Regions from separate parts of the Homo sapiens genome. Here region 2 is linked to region 1. Evidence: chromatin loops called from intact Hi-C (ENCODE). Cell type or tissue: CD4-positive, alpha-beta T cell. All regions are shown on one strand. Links, peaks and the distances in the headings refer to the core of each region. The heading gives the core; the rest is flanking DNA.

The links. Peaks named below come from ENCODE experiments on the same cell type or tissue, not always from the same donor. Only the 100,000 strongest peaks of a DNase experiment are listed, where the experiment ranks them.
Region 2: a loop joins it to region 1, with 7 times the contacts of the local background. A loop is called at or near these places in 2 of 110 quality-filtered maps.

The regions. Positions count from the first base shown.
Region 1 is chr16:81,313,355-81,316,264 of GRCh38, forward strand. GAN (gigaxonin) reads left to right here and starts at 1,608. Exons shown (of 11, transcript NM_022041.4): 1 at 1,608-1,926. The coding sequence starts at 1,760. RefSeq lists an enhancer at 1,445-1,644 and silencers at 1,655-1,994, 2,135-2,194, 2,215-2,484. In CD4-positive, alpha-beta T cell, for the core only: no CTCF peak of the experiment used is centred there; DNase peaks (open chromatin) are centred at 1,527 and 2,417; H3K4me3 peaks cover 2,397 bases; H3K27ac peaks cover 353 bases.
Region 2 is chr16:82,015,679-82,018,588 of GRCh38, forward strand. No RefSeq gene overlaps it. Among named protein-coding and RNA genes, the nearest start is that of SDR42E1, 5.7 kb to the left of the region's middle. In CD4-positive, alpha-beta T cell, for the core only: no CTCF peak of the experiment used is centred there; no DNase peak of the experiment used is centred there.

The DNA.
Region 1 (2,910 bases), core at 291-2,790:
AAATATTTTTCAACATCCACAAAAATATAGAAACAGTACAATGAATCTCCACATCCCCATTAAACATCCACAACAATATAGAGACAGTACAACGAATCTCCACATCCCCATTACGTGGCTTTAACAATTAGTAACTTGCGGCCACTTTTGACTCATCTACACTCCCATCTGCTTCCCCATCCCTTTGTTTTGTTTTGAAGCAAATCCTAGACATCTTTATCATTGCATCCGGGAACACTGAGCTGCATTTACAGAAGAAAGTGGAAATGCATGTGTCTTCCACAGCCGTACCCTCCCCATCTATTCTGCCCTGAAAACAGTTAGATACTCGGATTCCTGCCAGTGACTCCAAAGCCTTGGCTGGTTCAGGGTAAATACCCAAGACTTTATTGGAGCCTTTCAGTTGGTTGAAGGACAGTGAAAATTCCATCCTGTCTTGCCTGGAATGCTAGCCACATTCTTCTGGTCCGGAGTCCTCATACAATTGCTAATTTTTTAGAGGCTTATGGAGTCCCTAACGTTTGCACAAAATGGTTGCTACATTCCACACTCCCATGTGCCCTGAGCAACCTCCAGGGAAACTTCAGATACCGTGGGGCTTGGCCTGCCAGCTGAGCTGACCCAGCGATCCTTTCTATCACAGCTTTGATCTTCACTGGGTTGGGAGCCTGTCTGAATCTAAACATCTGCCTCTCTACTGCCCACCCCTTCAGCATTTCCTAGCTCTCCCTGAAAGGTGCAAACATGCATGCAGTTACTCAAACAGAATATTTATCCTTAACTCCCTCTCCCTCACAATTTCTTTTAAAACAATCCACTATTGTCTACCCCCGCCCCCGCATCACCCTTTCATCCAGGTGCCCATTCCCTTCTCTCTAGTCCTGCAATACCTAAGCATCGATCTGCCTTTAGCACATCCATCCCCGCCTTATTCTCCACGCAGGAGCTGAGTGACCTGCACAAAATCCCCTGCTAAATACGGTACTTCCATGGTTCTTCACCACTGCAGAAACCAAACTCCTTCCCACACCAAGGAGGCCCTGCAAAATTTAAGGCCTCCTTCGGACTTCTCCAGCTTCATCTGCTACATCTCCTTCCTAGCCCGCAACCAAAACCATCTTTTCCGGGTCTGTTTTCTCGGGTTTTTGTCCTCTCACCTGGGCAGCTCCTTTTCTCTCATAAATAAAGAAAGCTACAGCGACTTCGCCCTTGCTTCCATGCATCATCTCATGAGTCCACAACAACACTAAGAATTCGCTTTCATTTTGCAGACGGAGAAACTGAGGATGGGCACCTTACCCATGGCCACAGAGCTAGTAAGTGGAACAGCTGCAACCAGGATTCAAACTCGCGGCTCCAGAGGCCACAGGCTTAACCACGGAATCCTAGCCCGCCCGCACATCCCTCCATCGCGGGAGCGACCTATCTCATCCGTAGACACCTTCCGCTGCACCCAGCCGCAGCTGGTCAGGCGGGCGGAGGAAGGAGGCTTCTGATTGGCCATCTCCAGCAGCGGAGGCGAGAAGGCGGGGAGCGACGGTGCGGGGGCGTCGCGGAGAAATGACTTCATGACGCGGCTTCTTAAAGGCGCCGGCCCAGCGCGCCGCGGATAGCACAGGCACGTCCCGGGGGCTCCAGCTTCTGCTCAGAGCGCGGAGAGCCGGGCCGGGCGGGCGCGCGCGCAGGACTCGGGCCGCTCGAGGGGTCCGGCCGGACGGTGTCGGGAGCCGGACCCGTCGGCAGAGGAGCGGGCGCCGCGATGGCTGAGGGCAGTGCCGTGTCTGACCCTCAGCACGCCGCGCGTCTGCTGCGAGCGCTCAGCTCTTTCCGCGAGGAGTCTCGCTTCTGCGACGCGCACCTGGTCCTCGACGGGGAGGAGATCCCGGTGCAGAAGAACATCCTGGCGGCGGCCAGCCCGTACATCAGGTGGGGAGGGGGCTACGGCGGGCGGGCGCGGCGGTGCTGCCCGGAGCCGGAGGCGGGGCGGCCGGGCCGGGCGTGGCCCCCAGACCCTGTCCCCTGTCCCCGGCGCCGGGGTCCCCGCGTCACCGTTGGCGCGGCGTCCCTCCCGGCAAGCGCCGGAACCCGGCCCCGCTGACCGCGTCCCCCAGGCGGCCTCTGTGGCTTCCAGGCCCGCGCTCCCCACTGGACCCCCGCGCCCCTTGGAGTTGTCCCCGGACCCGGGCCGCGATCCCCCGCCTTGTCCCTCCCGGTTCCCACCGCCGCGGCGAGCGCCCGACCTCGGAGACCCTGAGGCCCCCAGACGCCGTCCTGGGCCGGCCGGGACCCGCACCTGCGGGCTGGGCGAGGCCGCGCCGGGGAAGAGTCACCCCCTCGCCCAGGCCGGGCCCGCGGTCCCCGCTGAAGTTCGCCAGTCGCTCGCCTCTGAATCCACGCGCGGGGGCTGGGCCGGCGCCGCCAACCAGGCGGGGAGCGCCCTGCCCGCTGGGAGGCCAGACAGACAGCGCCTCGCTGGGTGCAGGCAGAGAAAACCCTCTCGATGTTCTCCTTGGGTTGGTAGTCCGAACCTCCGGGCGAAATTCTCCTTGCCAAACGTGTCTTTTCCGCTCCATTCTGGTAACTGTTTAAAAGAGGAGTTACACGTTGAAGTAAACTGTAGCGAATTCTCAGGATGCTGTTACAACCCGAGGACCGTGAGAGCCTTGCGACAAAGGGCATTTTAATACTTTAGTAAAGCAAAGCTTAACCTGATTTGCCAACTCAACTAACCAGGTTAATTAAAAGGTTGATAAGACAGTGCTTATACAAGTGTATCAGATCTTGCAGGAGACTATCTTTTCTTTTAGCAACCTTCTTGCAAACTAGGTTGCTGTTTTAATAAAAGGAAAGGGGGGAATGCTAAAAACTGGAGAAACTGACCAGTAAGCTGGTTAAATATAAGCTAGTGGT
Region 2 (2,910 bases), core at 304-2,803, 700 kb after region 1:
ATGATAACATTTTGCAAAACTGTAGTGTAATATCACAACCAAGATATTGACCTGGATGCAGTTGATAGATCTTATAAAGAATTCCCGTTTTACTTGTACTCCCTTGCGTGTGCATGTGTCTGTGTTTCGTTTTTTACAATTTTATTACATGTGTTGGCTTCTGTATTAAGCCACTATGTTTTGAGGGTTTTTTTTTATAGTAGTCTAGCCTTTATCCTAATACAAGATAGTAGAACAACATGTGCCAGGAAAGAAGGATGTATTCAAAGATGGAAGACTCTGAAGATGTATTCTTCTCACTGGTCTGTAAAGAATAACTTTATTAAATGATAGTCAGCATGTATTGGGCACCTGCTTTGTATCAAGCATCATGTTAAGTGCTGGGACAATGCAGTGAGAGTTAAGACAGACCTAGGTACTACAACTGCAGTGGTTATATTTATCATCCACTCTGTTGCATATACCCTATTGGTCTTCAGCAACCTGAATATAAAAGATACTTATTCCATAATGCCTGGATCCTCCAAGAGACATCTACTCCCAACCTGCTTCTTTTGAATCCTCTTCAAAAAATGATGCACAAACCCATTAATACTTCCTTCTTGGATGTGGGACCTCCCCTTACGAGGGATTGATGTGTCTCAGAATAGTCTCTGCAAGGAATCCTGGTGTGATTCAACTGCGAGAAATAACCACCATATCTTAGTTTCAGTTCTGCCAGAAACAGACCTTTAGACAAAGATTCAAGGACAAGTAGTTTATTTTGGAGGTGATCCCAGAAACTACCAGTAGGGGGGTGGAGATGTGAGACAGGGAAGGGAAGGAAATCAGTTATCGCTGAGGACAACCAAGCTTAATCCTGCTGGGGGCTTAATCGTTCCATAAAGTAAATCCTTCTGGAGAAACTCGGAAACGCAGTAAACACCCTTCTCAGTGTTATTCTACCTGCTGGCTGAGGTTGTTCACTATTTATTCACTAACACGTATTGGTTATTGGTTGAAAATATGCGTGGGGTGGATTTCTTCCCCATCACTTCCAGTTTCTCCATAACAAAAGCAACGCAAAACCATGCAGGTTCTAACATTTGGAGGTCCAGTAGGCATGCACAGATAAGTGTAGGGGAAAGGAAGTGGGGCACCACTGGAATAACTAATGTCATAACTACTGTCTTACTTGTAGGATAGCAATTCACTTGAAGTAATGAATGACTTCCCTTTTCTAATCTTTAGATTTAGAGGAAATAAAGTAAGGAGACTAGAAACATAGCCTTTAGAGACAGAGTGATGGAGATTTGGATCCTGGCTCTGCACGTTGGAGTACTGAGCTGATGAAACAAGACGGTGCCTGTATTCCCCATAGACACTTATTGGGCAATGTTAGCTGCTCTTGTTATAGCTCATATTCAAGATTACATGTGCAAAACTTGTACAGGAATGTTCAGAGCAACATTATTCATAATAGCCCCAAAGTGGAAACAACCCAAATATCCATCAACTGTTGAATGGATAAATAAAATGTGACATGTTCATGCAATAGAATATGATTCAGCCAGAAAAAGCAATGAAATCCTGATGCATGCTACAACACAGATGAACCATGAAAACATTCCACTCATGTTTTCCTTAGCCAGTTGCAGAAACAACTCATAAAAGGCCACATGTTGTATGATTTTACTTGCAGGCAATGTCCAGAATAGGCTAACCCACAGAGACAGAAAGCCGAATGGTGGTTGCTGAAAACTAGGGGATTTGGGGTGAAATGGGGAGTGACTGCTAATGGGTTACTTTTTAAAGTGAAATGTAATGATGGTTGCACAAGTCTGGAAAAGCCGCCGATTTGTTCCCTATTTTTTTTTTTTTTTTTTTTTTTAAAGATGGAGTCTCGCTCTTGTAGCCCAGGCTGGAGTACAATAGCGCCATCTCAGCTCACTGCAACCTACGCTTCACAGGCTCGAGCGATTCTCCTGCCTCAGCCTCCCAAGTAGCTGGGATTACAGGCGCCTACCACCACACCTGGCTAATTTTTGTATTTTTAGTAGAGACAAGGTTTCACCATGTTGCCCAGGGTGGTCTTGACCTCCCAACCTCAGGTGATCCACCCAACTCGGCCTCCCAAAGTGCTGGTATTACAGGTGTGAGCCACTGCACCTGGCCTGATTTGTACACTTTAAATTGGTAAATTGTATGATATGTGAATTATATATTAATAAGGCTATCCCAAAAGAGATTACACTTATGATAATGTCAATCTCATTCTAATTTCAATGCTGTTTGAATGGGAGAGGATGGCCTATCCCCTTGGACATGTCCATGGATGTGTGTCATAGGGGGAAACATCAATGTGACTAAAAATTGAGGAGCCACTGAATTAGAAAAATAAGCATGAGTCTCTTGTTTCACTATCTCAATATGACAGCTTTTCCCCTGGGACCCTCCTCTTGCCTTCATTTCTCTCAGGGCAATGCAAAAAAGTACAAACAAGGAGGAATATGAGGTTTGAATAATAAGTGGTTTTCAATTAGCTGCATTGAAAATTGAGAGTCGACTTGTATTAATTTTCACTATCAAATTACTTCATTTTGTCTCTCCCCTGACTGCTAGGGTAATTTTATGCCAGAATTATTTTAGTCATTCTAATTATGCATGCATCAATATTTAGTGGGTGTTTACCTAACCCACAGCACACCCAAATGTTTTTGCTCCCCCAGAGACCATGGGAGTGCAATATAATATTAATAGGCGGTGCGTGGTATGGAGATGAGGTTCCCTTTATTTCTCCTCCTTGTTTGTAAGGAACGTTCAGGTGGTGTTTCTTGGAAAGCAACGTGTGTGCTATTCGGATGCATCTACAAAACTAAAAGCAGTACTGTGGATGCTATGGGTTCATTATCTGATACTAAATGCAATTCT